Regions from separate parts of the Homo sapiens genome. Here region 2 is linked to region 1. A link is a loop called in an ENCODE intact Hi-C map of the cell type or tissue named here. Cell type or tissue: dorsolateral prefrontal cortex. All regions are shown on one strand.

Evidence for each region. Hi-C counts contacts between places; a loop is a spot of excess contacts. Peaks named below come from ENCODE experiments on the same cell type or tissue, not always from the same donor. Only the 100,000 strongest peaks of a DNase experiment are listed, where the experiment ranks them.
Region 2: it touches region 1 in a loop (4-fold over the local background); 6 of 110 quality-filtered maps call a loop at or near these places.

What each region holds. Positions count from the first base shown.
Region 1 is chr19:55,137,125-55,145,124 of GRCh38, reverse strand. It overlaps TNNT1 (troponin T1, slow skeletal type), which reads left to right. Exons shown (of 14, transcript NM_003283.6): 7 at 3,205-3,268; 8 at 3,823-3,939; 9 at 4,165-4,242; 10 at 7,051-7,164; 11 at 7,913-8,000. Among named protein-coding and RNA genes, the nearest start is that of TNNT1, 8.1 kb to the left of the region's middle. RefSeq lists a silencer at 3,351-3,576 and enhancers at 3,160-3,664, 3,794-3,853. In dorsolateral prefrontal cortex, CTCF peaks have their summits at 3,522 and 3,721 (motif pointing left); a DNase peak (open chromatin) is centred at 3,724; H3K4me3 peaks cover 955 bases; H3K27me3 peaks cover 4,283 bases.
Region 2 is chr19:55,379,332-55,387,331 of GRCh38, reverse strand. TMEM238 (transmembrane protein 238) reads left to right here and starts at 3,040. Exons shown (of 2, transcript NM_001190764.2): 1 at 3,040-3,610; 2 at 7,965-8,000. The coding sequence starts at 3,073. The coding sequence ends at 3,603. RPL28 (ribosomal protein L28) reads right to left here and starts at 1,400. Exons shown (of 5, transcript NM_000991.5): 1 at 1,367-1,400; 2 at 894-982; 3 at 639-762. The coding sequence starts at 974. RefSeq lists enhancers at 2,355-2,424, 2,455-2,524, 2,478-3,440, 7,537-8,000 and silencers at 2,815-3,154, 3,445-3,534. In dorsolateral prefrontal cortex, CTCF peaks have their summits at 1,290, 1,489 and 3,363; DNase peaks (open chromatin) are centred at 941, 1,451, 1,871, 3,331 and 2 weaker places; H3K4me3 peaks cover 4,056 bases; H3K27ac peaks cover 4,149 bases.

The DNA.
Region 1 (8,000 bases):
ATGAGGTCTTGCTATGTTGCTTAGGCTGGTCTTGAACTCCTATCCTCAAGCAGTTCTCCCACCTTGGCCTCCCAAAGTGCTGGGATTACAGGCGCAAGCCACCATGCCCAGCCAGTCTGTTTCCTTCTTTCCACCCAGTGGTCCCTCTTCCCCTCGCGCCTTTACCATCACCCCAGCCTCCTCTCTGGCCTCCCTGCCTACAACTTGTGGCTCATCCTCCTCCATGACTCGAGAGAGACTTTTCTAACACCAGAGCTAACCCTGCCCCTCCTCTGCTCAGAATCTTTCCTCAACTCCCCACTACTCTTAAGACGCAGTCAAAGCAACTAGCCTGCATTCAAAGCCTTCCCCATCTGGCTCCAGCGGACCTTTCCGGCATCTGCCTTCCCCACTGACAGACACACAGCGTTTCATGGTTCTCTAGCCATGCCTGTGCTTTCATACCCCTGAGCCTTTGCACACACTGTGCCCTCTGCCTGCGCAGCGGCAGGTGGGAGGATCACTTGAGGATAGGAGTTCAAGATCAGCCTAAGTAACAAAATGAGATCCCCCACATCTCTACAAAAAATTTTAAAAAATTAGCCGGGCACAGTGGCACACACCTGTGATTCCAGCTACTCAGGAGGCTGAGGAAGGAGGATTGTTCGAACCCAGGATTTGGAGGCTGCAGTGAGCTATGATTACACCACTGTACTCCAGCCTGGGCAACAGAGCAAGACCCTGTCTCTAAAACATAAATAAAAATAAGGGAATGGGGCCGGGCGCAGTGGTTCATGCCTGTAATTCCAGCACTTTGGGAGGCTGAGGGGGGCGGATTACCTAAGGTCAGGAGTTTGAGACCAGCCCGGTCAACATGGTGAAACTCTGTCTCTACTAAAAATACAAAAGAATTAGCCAGGTATTGTGGTGGGCACCTGTAATCCTAGCTATTTGGGAGGCTGAGGCAGGAGAATCGCTTGAACCGGGAGGCAGAGGTTGCAGTGAGTCAAGATCGTGTCATTGCACGGCAGCCTGGGCAACAAGAGTGAAACTCCATCTCAAAAAAAAAAAAAGGGGGTGGGGTGGGGTGGGGGAATGGACTGAGAGGGATTCCAAGGCAAAGGGACAGGACTTGGGGATTGTTGGGCAAGGGGAGGGAAGCAATGGGGACAACCCCGAAGGGTCTCTGGGCTGGGGAACAAAGTGGACAGTGGGGCTGCCATCTCCTTCTCAGAGAAGTTGGTGAGCTCCATCAGGACGTCATGTGTGGGAAGGTGGGAAAAGTTCAGGAGATACCTGTTAGCTTGAGTCTGGGGCTTAGGAGAGAGTCTGGACCAGAGACAGTTGGCGAGTCCTCAGCAGTTGATGATACCTGAAGTCATTGGAGTGAATGGCATTGATGATGAGAAAAGGGAAAAGGAAAGCTCACTGGCAGCTCACGGGGCTGTCGGGGCAGGAGATAGGGATGGAACAGCCAGAGGGGTGGGAGGCAAGCCGGTATTCATTCCTGTACAATATGGTAAGCCATATTTTATTCCCACACATGACGCCCTGATGGAGCTTATCGACTTTTCCAAGATGGAGATGACGGCCCTGCTGTACACTTGGCCCCCTGGCCCAGAGACCCTTGGGGATTGTCCTCACCTCTTCCCTCCCCTTGCCCAGCATCCCCTAAGTCCTGTCTGCTTCATCTTGGAATCGCTCTTCACTGTCTCAGAAACCCAGAAAAGAGAATTCCAAGGAAGTGGCAGGAAATCAGAGCAGGCTGAGGGCTGAGCCTCAGAGCGGCACCACCCAATAGAAATAGATGGCAAGCCACACACGTCACTTACAATTTCTTACTAAAGGCTGGGCGCAGTGGCTCACGCCTATAGTCCCAGCACTCTGGGAGGCTGAGGCGGGAGGATCACTTGAGCTCAGAAGTTCAAGACCACCCTGGACAACATAGTGAAACGCCATCTCTTTTTTTTTTTTTTTGAGATAGAGTCTCCCTCTGTCACCCAGGCTGGAGTGCGATGGCACGATCTCGGCTCACTGCAATCTCTGCCTCCGGGGTTCAAGCGATTCTCCTGCCTCAGCCTCCTGAGTAGCAGGGATTACAGGCACGTACCACCATGCCCAGCTAATTTTTTTTTTTAATTTCTAGTAGAGATGGGGTTTCACCATGATGCCCAAGCTGGTTTTGAACTCCTGACCTCAAGTGATTCGCCCACCTTGGCCTCCCAAAGTGCTAGGATTACAGGCGTGAGCCACCGCGCCCAGGCTGTGAAACGCCATCTCTACAAAAAATTTAAAAATGGCTGGGCGCAGGGGCTCCTGCCTGTAATCCCAGCACTTTGGGAGGCTGAGGCAGGCAGATCGCCTGAGGTCGGGAGTTCAAGACCAGCTTGGCCGGCATGGTGAAACCCCGTCTCTACTAAAAATACAAAAATTACCCAGGCGTGGTGGCAGGCGCCTGTAATCCCAACTACTCGGGAAGCTGAGGCAGGAGAATCGCTTGAATCTGGGAGGTGGAGGTTGTTGTGGTGAGCAGAGATGGCGCCACTGCATTCCAGCCTGGGTGACAGAGTGAGGCTCTGTCTCAAAAAAAAAAAAAAAATTCTTACTAGGCATATTTTTTAAAGTACAACAATATAGGAAAAATTAATTTTCATAGCACAGTTTTTTTAATCTGTTATATAATGTTTTATCATTTCAACATGTAATCAGTATAAAACATGATTAGTGCCGGGCGCGGTGGCTCACACCTGTGATCCCAGCACTTTGGGAGGCCGAGGCGGGCGGATCACGAGGTCAGGAGATCGAGACCATCCTGGCTAACACAGTGAAGCCCCGTCTCTACTAAAAATACAGAAAAATTAGCCAGGCTTGGTGGTGGGCGCCTGTAGTCCCAGCTACTCGGGAGGCTGAGGCAGGAGAATGGCGTGAACCCAGGAGGCGGAGCTTGCAGTGAGCCGAGGTGGCGCCACCGCACTCCAGCCTGGGTGACAGAGCAAGACTCCGTCAAAAAAACAAAACAAAACCAACAACAACCAAAAAAACATGAGTAGTGAGGTATTTTACCTTCTTTTGTGTGTTTCACTGACAGCCCGCCTCAGCTGGGACCCTCCACGTTCAGGAGCCTCCCGGGGCTGGCGGCTACCTCACTGGACGGCACATCCCGGAGGTGGGAGGTGGCTCAGGGAGGTCGGGCCACTCATGGTCTCTGTGTTTCTGTCCACTCAGCCGCCCCGTGGTGCCTCCTTTGATCCCGCCAAAGATCCCAGAAGGGGAGCGCGTTGACTTCGATGTAAGTGACAAGAGACCCCTCCGCAGGCGCAGTTGCTAGTCTTTAAGGGGCCTTTGTGTCAATCATGAAAAGGCGCCGGCCGGGCGCGGGGCCTCATGCCTGTAATCCCAGCACTTTGGGAGGCTGAGGTGACCCACCTGAGGTCAGGAGTTCGAGACCAGCCTGGTTAATATGGTGAAACCCCGTCTCTACTAAAAATACAAAAATTAGCCGGGCGTGGTGGCAGGTGTCTGTAATCCCAGCTACTCGGGAGGCTGAGGCAGGAAAATCGCTTGAACCTGGGAGGCGGAGGTGGCGGTGAGCCGAGATCGCGCCATTTCACTCCAGCCTGGGAGGAAAAAAAAAAAAAAAGGCGCCGGTCCCCACTCCCCACTCCCGTCTTTGGGAAGCCTGTCCTTGGAAGAGCTGATTAGTGTCAAACACGAGGCATTGCTGCCACCTGCTGGATACCGTCCTGGGAAACGGTTCAGTTCACCATCCTGCATGGGGGAGGTGCTGGGAGGCTGCTGCCCCCTCCAGGGTCTCCTAGGACGGGCTGCCCGTGTGTCCTGCAGGACATCCACCGCAAGCGCATGGAGAAAGACCTGCTGGAGCTGCAGACACTCATCGATGTACATTTCGAGCAGCGGAAGAAGGAGGAAGAGGAGCTGGTTGCCTTGAAGGAGCGCATTGTGAGCCGAGAGTCCGGGTTCCCCCCGGTCTTCCTCCCTCCATGTGGATCCCTTGCATCTTGGGAGATGCAGATAATAGTTTTCCTCCTAGTACAGAGCTGAGCCTTAGGCTTTCGCGAATTCACCCAAGTCGGTGGCCACACTCCAATCTGTTTATTAGCCTACTCTGGGGAAGGAAGACTGGGGGTACGTCCCTGCACCCCCTTATGCTTCTCCGTTTCCCAGGAGCGGCGCCGGTCAGAGAGAGCCGAGCAACAGCGCTTCAGAACTGAGAAGGAACGCGAACGTCAGGCTAAGCTGGCGGTGGGTGCCTCCCCTGCCCTGAGAGCCCAAATGTTACTTCTTCAGCCGGATGCCCATTTTGTTATTATTATTATTATTATTATTATTACTATTATTATTATTCTTTGAAACGGAGTCTAGCTCTGTCGCCCAGGCTGGAGTGCAGTGGCACGATCTCAGCTCACTGTAACCTCTGCCTTCCAGGTTCAAGCGAATCTTCTGCCTCAGCCTCCCCAGTAGCTGGGACTACAGGTGCGCACCACCACGCCCGGCTAAATTTTGTATTTTTAGTAGAGATGGGGTGTCACCATGTTGGCCAGGATGGTCTTGATCTTCTGACCACATGATCCGCCCACCTCAGCCTTCCAAAGTGCTGGGATTACAGGTGTGAGCCACCGCATCCGGCCTATTATTATTTTTTATTCGTTTATTTGGAAATAGGGTCTTGCTCTGTCACCCAGGCTGAAGTGCAGTGGTGTGATCCTAGCTCACTATAACTAGGACCTCCTGGGCTCAAATGATTTTCCCACCTCAGCCTCCAGAGTCGCTGGAACTATATAGGCTGCGCCACTCTGCCCCACTAGTTTTTTTTATTTTTTTATTTTTTGTAGAGACAGCATTTTGCCATGTTGTCCAGGCTGGTCTTCAACTCCTAAGCTCAAGCAATCCACCTGCTTTCACCTCCCAAAGTGCTGGGATGACAGGCATGAGCCATCGTGCCCGGCCTGGATTCTCCATTTTCTTCTTTTCCCTTTTTTTTTAATTTTAATTTTTTTTTTTTCTGAGACAGTCTCGCTCTGTCACCCAGGCTGGAGTGCAGTGACGCGATCTCAGCTCACTGCAACCTCCGCCTCCTGGTTCAAGCAATTCCCCTGCCTCAGCCTCCTGAGTAGCTGGGATTACAGGCACCTGCCACCAGGCTCGGCTAATTTTTGTATTTTTAGTAGAAATGGGGTTTCTCCATGTTGGTTCAGGCTGGTCTTGAACTCCTGACCTCAGGTGATTCACCCCCTTGGCCTCCCAAAGTGCTAGGATTACAGGCATGAGCCACCATGCCTGGCCATTGTCATCATTATTACTATTATTATTATTTTTTTTTATTTGAGATAGGGTCTTTCTATGTTGCCCACGTTGTTCCCAAACTCCTGGGCTCAAGTGATCCTCCTGCCTCAGCCTCCCGAGTAGCTGGGATTACAGCCACCTGCCCGTCACCCAGCTGTGAAGGGGATTTTGCAGATGTGATTAAATTAAAGATCTTGAGATGGGAAGGTTGTCCTGGATTACCTGTGGGGAAGGGCAAGATCATCACAAGGGTCCTTATAAGAGGAAGGCCAGAGGGTCAGACTGAGAGATTTGAAGATGCTGCATGGCTGCCTCTGAAGATGAAAGAAGGTCCATGGGCCCAGACATGCAGGCAGCAGCTGGAAAAGGGAAGGGAATGAATTCTCCCCTAGAACCTCCAGAATAAATTGGTTCTGTTCACAACTTGATTCCAGCCCAGGGGGACCAATTTCAGATGTCTGATCTGCAGAGCTGTAAGATAACAAATCTGCATTGTTTTTCTGCCACTAAATTTGCAAATTACAGCAGTGATAGGAAACTAAGTTTAGGCGCGATGGCTGACGCCTGTAATCCCAGCACTTTGGGAGACCGAGACAAGTGGATCACCTGAGGCCAGGAGTTTGAGACCAGCCTGGCCAACATGGTGAAACCCTGTTTGTACTAAAAATACAAAAATTAGCTGGTAATGGTGGCACATGTCTGTAATCCCAGTTACTTGGGAGGCCGAGGCAGGAGAATCACTTGAACCCAGGAGGTGGGGGTTGCAGTGAACAGAGCAGAGATTGCACCACTGCACTCCAGCCTGAGTGACAGAGCGAGACTCCATCTCAAAAACAGAAAGGAAACTAATTCAGGTACGGAGTGCTGGGTGTACAAAAAGCCTCATGTCCACCATAAGGAGACGGGGCTCAGCCTGGACAAACCACTGTTTCTGGAACATTCAATGAAGAGTTTCTCGAATGTCGTAATGCCTTCGCTCAATATTCCAGAACCCCTTCCTCAGGCTCAAGGCCATCAGCCTCTTTAATCTCCCCAGTCCCTGGTCTTATCACCAGTTACTTCCCTTGACCCCCTCAAAACAGACATTCTCATATCCTGAGACTAAGGGCGACTGTGGCCCAGACAGGCTGAGCATCTGGAGTGAGGTCGTACAGCAGAGTTCACTATCGGCTATTTCAGGGTGGAGACATGCAGAAAAAGCAGGCATTTCTTCTTCTCCTTCATTTCGATTTTTTCTGGGAGGATATTAAGACCCAGAGAAGGGGGCCAGGTGCGGTGGCTCACGCCTGTAATCCCAGCACTCCGGGAGGCCGAGGCAGGCGGATCACTTGAGGTCAGTAGTTTGAGACCAGCCTGGCCAACATGGTGAAACCGCGTCTCCACTAAAAATACAAAAATTAGTTGGGCGCGGTGGCGGGTGCCTGTAATCCCAGCTACTCAGGAGGCTGAGGCTGGAGAATTGCTTAAACCCGGGAGGCGGAGGTTGCAGTGAGCCAAGATCGCACCACTGCACTCCAGCCTGAGCAACAGAGCGAGAGTCCGTCTCAAAAAAAAAAAAAAACAGAGGGGAAGGGACTTGTAGGTGGTCACACGGGGAGACGTGGCAGGGCCGGGAGTGGGTACCCCTGCGTTTCTGCTGGTTCTGATGTCCCAGCAGCCTCTGCGGCACTGGGTCTGCTGATCCCTGTGCCCCAGTTCCACATCCCAGGGCCCTCCTCCCTCAGTCCTACAGGGGAGTCCATGAGGTTAACCCCTTACTTCCCACAGGAGGAGAAGATGAGGAAGGAAGAGGAAGAGGCCAAGAAGCGGGCAGAGGATGATGCCAAGAAAAAGAAGGTGCTGTCCAACATGGGGGCCCATTTTGGCGGCTACCTGGTCAAGGTGAGTCAGCCTGCAGGAGCCTGAGGTCTGAGTTCTGAGGGGGCAGGGGCTGGGGGCCAGACCTCTGGTTCCTAACGGAGGAGGGGCTGAGGCCTGGATTCCTGGGTCTGAGGGAGGAGGGGCTGGGCCCTGAACTCCTGGGTCTGAGGGAGGAGGAGCTGGGGTCTGGACGCCTGGGTCTGAGGGAGGAGGGGCTGGGGTCCTGGACTCCTGGGCTGAGGGAGGAGGGGCTGAGGGCCTGGACGCCTGGGTCTGAGGGAGGAGGGGCTGGGGGCCAGACTTCTGGTTCCTAATGCGAGAGGGTCTGGGGCTTGGACTCAGTCTGAGAGGAGGGGCTGGGGGCCTGGACTCCTGGGTCTGAGGGAGGAGGGGCTGGGGGCCTGCACTCCTGGGTCTGAGGGAGGAGGGGCTCGGGGCCTGCAATCCTGGGTCTGAGGGAGGAGGGGCTGGGGTCTGGACTCCTGGGCTGAGGGAGGAGGGGCTGGGGGCCAGACTTCTGGTTCCTAATGCGAGAGGGTCTGGGGCTTGGACTCAGTCTAAGAGAAGGGACTGGGGGTCTGGACTCCTCCTGAATCTGAGGGAGGAGGGAGTGGGGCTGGACTCCTAGGTCTGAAGGAGATGGGCCTGGGGTGCAGACCTGTGGTCCCAACATGGAAATGGTCTGTGGGATCCGACGTGTGGGTCCCGACACGGCAGTGCTCTGTGGGATGTGGCCCCCAGTTTACTGTTCCGCCTCCCCCACCCTCAGGCAGAACAGAAGCGTGGTAAGCGGCAGACGGGGCGGGAGATGAAGGTGCGCATCCTCTCCGAGCGTAAGAAGCCTCTGGACATTGACT
Region 2 (8,000 bases), 240 kb before region 1:
CCTTGGCTCTGAGGCAGTTCCAATCAAGGACCTGAGAAAAACTCACTCTAAAAAGAAAATACAGCCCTGTCAAGAACACATGTGAAGCTGGACTCCTCCATTAGAGACCCCCGACTCACACGAACATTCAGGGAATCCCCAAAAAGGCCTGCACCTGACAGCACAATGTATGGAGTGGGGTCCCCAAGACCTCTTCTCTAACCTACACAGGCAAAATGGGAATCAAATGGCTGCAACCAACCCAGCCTGTCCCCTCCTAAGTGTGGTAGCGAGGGCCCCTCCCCTGTTGTGCCTCAATCTTCCCACCTGTGGGATGAAACCATCCATCCCCACCCTGACTTGCTTTGAGAATTTCATCTGAAAACATCAACCCCGTGCCTTAACTCTCAACAACCACCGAGGAAGTTCAGGTCCTTTTTCATTTCTCCACTTTACAGGTGAGGACACGGGCTCAGACGCGCGCGGCTCACAGAGCTGACAAGTCGGCCGAGAGGGAAGCCGGTACCCAGACCAACACCCTGGCGCCAGGGATGCCCGCCGCGATGGCAGTTACCGCTCTTCCTGCCTGACAGTAAAAAATCACAGCTCCCAGACCCGGGAAAGGGGCCGCTCTCTGGCCCAAACCAGACAAAACTCACCGGATCTCCGCTTAATGACCACCACGACACCTTTGCCGTCGGCTGCCGGCTCCACGCCCACAGTCTTGCGGTGAATCAGTCCGTTGTAGCGGAAGGAATTGCGGGCCTTCAAGTTATTGGGCTCCTGGGAAGGAGGCGGCACAAGGCATCGTGAATAAGGGACCCGGAGACATGCGAAGGTCCCGCCCTCTGACCCAGAGTCAAGAGACTCAGGACCCTCCTCCCGCAGGAGCCACGCATCCGGGCCCCACTTACAGTGCTGTAGGTCTGCTTATTCCTCTTGATCAGGAAACTGGAGCAGTTCCGCACGACCATCCATTGCAGATGCGCAGACATGGCGGCGGCTGCGGGGAAACGGGCACAGGGAAAGCGTCAGACACAGAGAACTAAAGCAGCGTTAGGCCACGGGCCACGCTCGGACAGCAGAGGAAGAGAGCGACTGGGAACTTGGGTGAATGGGAGACCCCTGAGGGCAGACAGCGACCTAGAACTCTTGTCAGGCGGGACTGAGTGACCTAAGGCGGCGGGACCGAATTCAGGCAGCCGAGACTAGCTGCGGCGAATGAGAGTGAGGGGAAAATAACTTGAAAATTCACAACGACTTCACGGGGAGGGGTTGGGGTCCGCCAATGACCCTTGAGGCGCAAGGGGAGAAGGCAGGCAGAGGACTGAGAGGGAGTGCGCGGCGGGCCGGAGATGGCGACCACGCGAGGAAGACGAACGCTCACCTCCCTTCGCAGCGGCGACCTGAGACGGAAAGAGGAAGGCGAGGGGCGAGGCGACGCCTTTAATACCGTACACGCATTTCCGCTTCCTCTCCGGGCGGGCACGACAGGAGTTGTCGGTCCCCACCTCCGAGGCGGCTCGATGATGTTCGGCTGCTTCCGCCGAAAATTCGCTCAACGCTCGGGAATATTCGGAACTCTTCGGTTAGAGGGCCGAGAGCGTATTCCGGGAACCGTTCGGAAGTTTTCGAAACTCTACCGCTGGATTTCCGAGTGGCTCCAATTCGAGAGGTCCTGGGACCCATACCTCAGCGTTATCTCTCCAGTATTGCTCACCCAGCACTTGTCACTGTGATTGGCATATGATGGGCGCTCAACAAACATTTGTTTTATGAATGAACTGGTGAATGCGTGAACTATATAAGCCTAGCCCCGGCACCTTTGGATATTTCCGGTCTTCGTAAGCCCTCGCGGTGATGGCCAATGAGGGCGCCGAGGCCCGCTCGGGTATTTTCGGAACCCTCCGGAAACGCTCTTGGGAGAGGTGTGTATGTTCGGAAATACTCCGTCTTCATTCGGAATCCCTCGGCTAATCCTGGCAGCCCTCTTGCAGTTCGCCCTCCCCAGGGTTTTCTTGAAATAAAACTCTTAAACTGTTTAAGCCTGGGGAGAACCTACACGGAAACTTCTCGCTGACTGCCACCCCAGGGGAGCGCGGATGCCCTCTAAGGGAGAATTGTTTGGAGGGAGGGAGATTTGCATGTGGCTTCTCTTGGCTCCCTTTAGGATTCTATAGATTTGCCGGTCCTCTTCCCTGCCCTCCACCTGTGCCTCCAGCCTATGGTGTGCCTGTCACACCCCATCAGCTCCCTGGGAGGTTATGATCCGTTGTCAGGGCCACCCTAAGGGGGCAGGAGCCTTGCCTGATATTTCTCTGTGTCCTCGGCCTCACCCACGCGGCATGGTGCTGGGGAGGCCTCAGAGACTCCTACTGAACAAAAGGAATGAGGGTGCCTGTGTCACCTCCCCAGGGCTCCTTAACTTGCGGTTACACCCGGGCACTCCTTGGGGCAGGGGCTTCGTCTGGTCCATAGGACTATCCTCCATAGGACAGTCGGGGTTCGCCCAGCTTCCTCCACGGGTGCGCTCTGGACCTGATGGGTCTCGTCCGTCCTTGTGCCCGTGGCTTCATTCGCTGAACACAGGAGACCCCAGAAGACACGCGCTGAGTGAAGGAAACTCAGCTTCCGCGGAACCCGGAGCTTCCCCTCTTAGATCACCCCGACTACTGGTTCTCGCGTCCCAGAGCTCCTTGGTGTCTAAAGGCCTTGTCTGATCTGCACTGTCTGATCTGCACAGGCTTCGGGAGGCGGACACTGAGCAGAAACAACGCCACGCCCGGCTCCGAGTGTCCCATGCTGCCACCACTAAAATGCCCTGATTTTTGGCCATATGTGACCTCCCTGGGTGGCACGGGCCCTAGGCACCCGTGGCTGTGCGCCTGGCTACCACCAGCTCAGGCCTCTGAGCAATAGCCCCTGCACGGAAACCACGACCAGGGTAACCCCGGCCGCGCCGGTTCGCGCCCAGCCCGGTTCAGGTGACCAGGCGGGAGCTTGGCACACCTGGCGCCGTCCCCTGACCCCGCCCCGGACCGGGCCGCACCCCGGAACGCTCTCTCTGGGCGCCAGCGGCGGCGGTGCAGGGCCATGGCGGCGGCGCCAGCGGTGTGCGCCTCGCAGGGGAGCCCGCCGGGTGCACCGTCCGCGCCGGCGGCCGCGCCAGCACCCGCGGCCGGCCTGGGCCGCTGCCGGATGGCGCTGCTGCTGGCCGTGGCGCTGGATGTGGCGGGCATGGCGGCGCTGCTGACCGGCGTGTTCGCGCAGCTGCAGGTGCGCGGCCGCGACTTCGGGGACCTGCTCATCTACTCGGGCGCGCTGCTGGTGTTCCTGAGCCTGCTGGGCTGGATCCTCTGGTACACCGGCAACATCGAGATCTCGCGCCAGGAGCTGGAGCGCGACTACGGCCTGCGGCCCTCGGCGCTCGCCCGCCTGGCGCGCAAGCTCTCCCGCCGCTGGTCGGCGCCCGCCGCCGCGGGCCAGCGCCCCGCGCCCGGCTCCCGGAGAGCGCGCCGAGCCGCCCGCGCGCCCCCGCCGCCCGCCGCCGGCTCCCGCCGCGTGCGCCTGCAGCTCGCCACGCTCGAGGCCGGGCCCGGGGCGGCGGGCGCGGGCAGCGAGTGAGGCCCAGGTGAGGGGCGGGCGGGGCAGGGCGGGGAGACGGAGGGACCGAGGGAGGGACGGGAATGGAGACAGACGGGGGAGCGATGGACAGATGGAGACAGAGAGCGGCCATGGGGAGGTAGAGTCCCAGGGCGGGGTGGAGACAGGGACGGGAAGGCTCTGGCGGAGAACCGCAGACACAGCAAGCACAGGTGCATACGTGGGGGAGGCTGTGAGACCCTGCCCCTGGAGATGGGAAGTGTGGGGGTCGAGTCACACAGTTAGGCCCCCCGCACGGGGAGAGCCCCAGCTTCCAGGTACACCAGGCCCCATTTTTTGTTTTGTTTTGTTTTGTTGTCGTTTGGGGTTGTTTTGAGACAGGATCTCTCACTGTCACCCAGGCTGGAGTGCAGTGGCGTGATCTCAGCTCACAGCAGCCTCGACCTCCTAGGCTCAAGCAGTCCTCCCACCTGAGCCTCCCAAGTAGCTGAGAATACATGTGCGCCCCACCTTGCCGGGCTAATTTTTGTATATTTAGTAGAGACGGGGTTTTGCCATGTGGGCCAGGTTGGTCCCCACCTCCTGAGCTCATGCGATTTGCTCTCCTCAGCCTCCCAAAGTGCTGGGATTACAGGCGTGAGCCACTGAGCCCAGACCAGGCCCCATTTAATCCTCTCCATGTAACTGGTCTCCAAGGTCACTACTATTACCATCCCCATTCTGCAGTGGAGGAAACTGAAGCGCAGAAAGGCGCCACATTTGCCCAAGGCCACACAACACGTAGGTGGAGGAGCTGGGATTCTCCTGACCTGTAGGCCTAGGAAAAGAGGAGCTGGGATTCTCCTGACCTGTAGGCCTAGGAAAGGAGGAGCTGGGATTTTCCTGACCTGTAGGCCTAGAAAAGGAGGAGTAAGAAGGACCAACAGCAGGAGAAATGAAGCCACCACACATTCACTCCCCTTTCCCCTCTACCTTCTATCTCTTTCCTAAACACACCTTTCCAGCTAGCCTGCCTCTGCTCAAAGACCTGCTGTGGCTCCCTCTTCACCTTTGGTTAAACTGAAGCACTCACTGGCCTGTGGACCCCCCATATTTTGGCCCCATTTCTCCTGCCTCTCTGCACTAATGGTGTCTCTTAGTCCACAGATAGCCAGTTGGTCCCTGTTCCTGCTCTTCTCTACACCAGGAGTGCCCTTGGCTGTCTCCACTCCACCCAGAAAACTTCTCACATGTTTAAGATTTAACTTAATTTCTCTGGGTCTTCTCTGGGTCTTCATATTGTCTGAGCGACCCCTCTTGCTGCTTATATGGCCATGTGCTGTGTCTATGTTGTTACTGTCTCTCCCACCTGACAGGGAGTGCCTTGAGGGTAAGACCTAGGTCCCTAGCGTCCTTGTTCCTAGCATTGCCCAGCAAAAAGTGTGAAATCAGGAAAGGTTGATGGTTGGGTAGGGAAGTGGAAGGATGGATGGAAGAACGGATGGCTGGATGGGTGGATGGGTAGATGGATGGGTGGATGGATGGATGAGTTGGTTGATGGATGCATGGGTGAATGGATGATAGATTGATAGATGGGTGGGTGGGTGGATGGGTAGATCGATGGGTGCGTGGATGGATGAGTTGTTTGATGGATGGATGGGTGAATGCATAGATGGGTGGGTGGTTGGATAGGTGGATGGGTAGATGGATGGGTGGATGGACGGGTGAATGGACAGATGGGTGGGTGGGTGGATGGGTGAATACATGGGTTGGTTGATGCAGGGATGTGGTTGGATTGACGGATGGATGGGTTGTTTAATGGGTAGATATGGGTAGGTGGTGAATTGGGCAATGAACCATGAATGGATATGGTTGGAGAGGGAGCCCTGCCTGATAAAGGGGCAAGAGCTTTTCCTGATACTTCTCTGTGTCCTCGGCCTCACCCATGCAGCATGGTACTGGGGAGGCCTCAGAGACTCCTACTGAACAAAAGAAATGAGGGTGCCTGTGTCACCTCCCCAGGGCACCTTAACTTGCGGTTACACCTGGGAACTCCTTGGGGCAGGGGCCTCGGCTGGTCCATAGGACTATCCATAGGACAGTCAGAGTTTGCCCAGCCTCTGTGCGCTCTCTGGATAGATAGGTAGATGGGTGAATGGGTAGTTGAATAGATGGTTGGGGCTGAATGATAAGTACACAGATGAGTGGATGAATGCATTTAATGGCACATGGATGGTTGGGTGACTGAATTCATCTCTCAAATAGGGTTTTGGTAAAAGAATTAAACCCTATTATCCTAGGACGTTCTATGTAGGTAAATAATTAACTTTTTTTTTTTTTTTTTTTTTTTTTGAGATGGAGTTACACTCTTGTTGTCCAGGCTGGAGTGCAGTGGCGCAATCTCGGCTCACTGCAACCTCTGCCTCCCGCGTTCAAGCAATTCTCTTGCCTCAGCTTCCCGAGTAGCTGGGATTACAGGCATGCACCCCCACACCTGGCTAATTTTGTATTTTTAGTAGAGACGGGGTTTCTCCATGTTGGTCAGGCTGGTCTCAAACTCCCGATCTCGGGTGATCCGCCCACCTCGGCCACCCAAAGTGCTGGGATTACAGGCGTGAACCACCGTGCCCGGCTGGAATTAACTTTTCTCCTATGCATCCAGAATGCTACCAGTTATATATTATTCTTTGTGAGATTTGGGGAAATAGTCACCCCAATCATATGCTACGTGCCGTGATTCAGTGAAGGAACTGGGGTAAGAAAGCATGAACATCTGCTTGCACGGGTGAAGCGTAAGCTAACATGAAGCTTGGCATAGAATGCAAACATAAGCACCTGTAGTTACTGTTACCTTTGGAAATCCTGGCTGAGCACAGTGGCTCATGCCTGTAATCCCAGCACTTTGGGAGGCCGAGGTGGGAGAATTGCTTGCTTGAACCTGGGAGGCAAAGGCTGCAGTGAGCCAAGATCACGCCACTGCACTCCAGCCTGAGTGACAGAGTGAGAACCCGTCTCAAAAAAAGAAAGAAAAGAACATCCTTTATGAGGTTGGGCATGGTGGCTCATGCCTGTAATCCCAGCACTTTGGGAGGCCGAGGCGGGTGGATCACCTGAGGTCAGGAGTTCGAGACCAACCTGGCAACCATGGTGAAACCCTGTCTCTACTAAAAATACAAAAATTAGCCAGGCATGGTGGCGGACGCCTGTAATCCCAGCTACTAGGGAGGCTGAGGCAGGAGAATCACTTGAATCTGGGAGGCGGAGGTTGCAGTGAACCAAGATCGTGCCACTGCACTCCAGCTTGGGCAACAGAGCAAGACTCCATCTCAAAAAAAGAAAAGGAGAGGAGAGGAGGGGAGGGGAGGGGAGGAGGGGGGAAGGGGGAGGGGAGGGGGAAGCAGGGAGGGAAGGGGGGAAGGGAGGGGAGGGGGAAGGGGGAAGGGGGAGGGGACGGGCAAGGGGGGAGGGGAGGGGGGAAGGGGGGAGGGGAGGGGAGGGGAGGAGAGGAGAATCCTTTACGTAGCTTAAACGTCTAACACAGCTGCACAGGCCTCCACTCTTGGAGCCTCCACCAAAGACTCAGACCACACTGACTCGAACGTAGGCCCCACTTAGAGGAAAATGGGCCTGTTCAAACCCAGGACTCTTGTTTACTGGGGAGAGTGAGCAGCTTCCAGCGCATGAAAGACAGAGAACCTGAATTTTAGCAGAGGGACCCACAGGTTCTGGCTCTGGTACCCCCACAACCTCCGAGACCACCATGAGTAGCCGGGCAGAGCCACCCCCATCACTCTGTTGTTCAGGCTGGAGAGCAGTGGTGCAATCACAGCTCACTGCAGCCTCCACCTCCTGGGCTCAAGCAATCCTCCCACCTCAGCCTCCCAAGGAACTGGGACTACAGGTACCAGAGACGGGGTCTTCCTATGTTACCCAGGCTGGTGTCAAACTCCTGGGCTCAAGTGATCCTCCTGCCTGCAGCCAAAATGCTGGGGTGAGGGTCTGAGATGAGGACCACGATGCCCGGCCTCCTTCTGTCTTCACTGTGTCTGCCTGTCTCCCTCTCTCTCACTCTTTGTCTCTGTGTCTCTGTCTCCCAGGTCTCTTTCTTTGTCCCTGTGCTTCTGCCTTTCCCCTTCTGCATGTCTTCGTCTCCCCCTTTCTGCCTCTCCCTGGCTCGCATTCCCTGGCCTCTACCCTTGGATTTCAGGGCGTTAAAGGTACACACGCATGCACACACTCAGCAAATGGGGGCATGCAGGGATGAAGGAGCAAGTGTGTGAGTCCATGTGAGCGGCAAGGGCAGGCGGATGGGGCTCCCTGCCTCTGCCCCCGCAGGCAGAGAGCCCGGAACAGGGATGGGAGGGGTTCCTGAGCAGTCGCTCACTCCACCCTCCCTCCTGCAGACAACCCCTTGGCTCCAGCTGTCAGGACCAGACTGA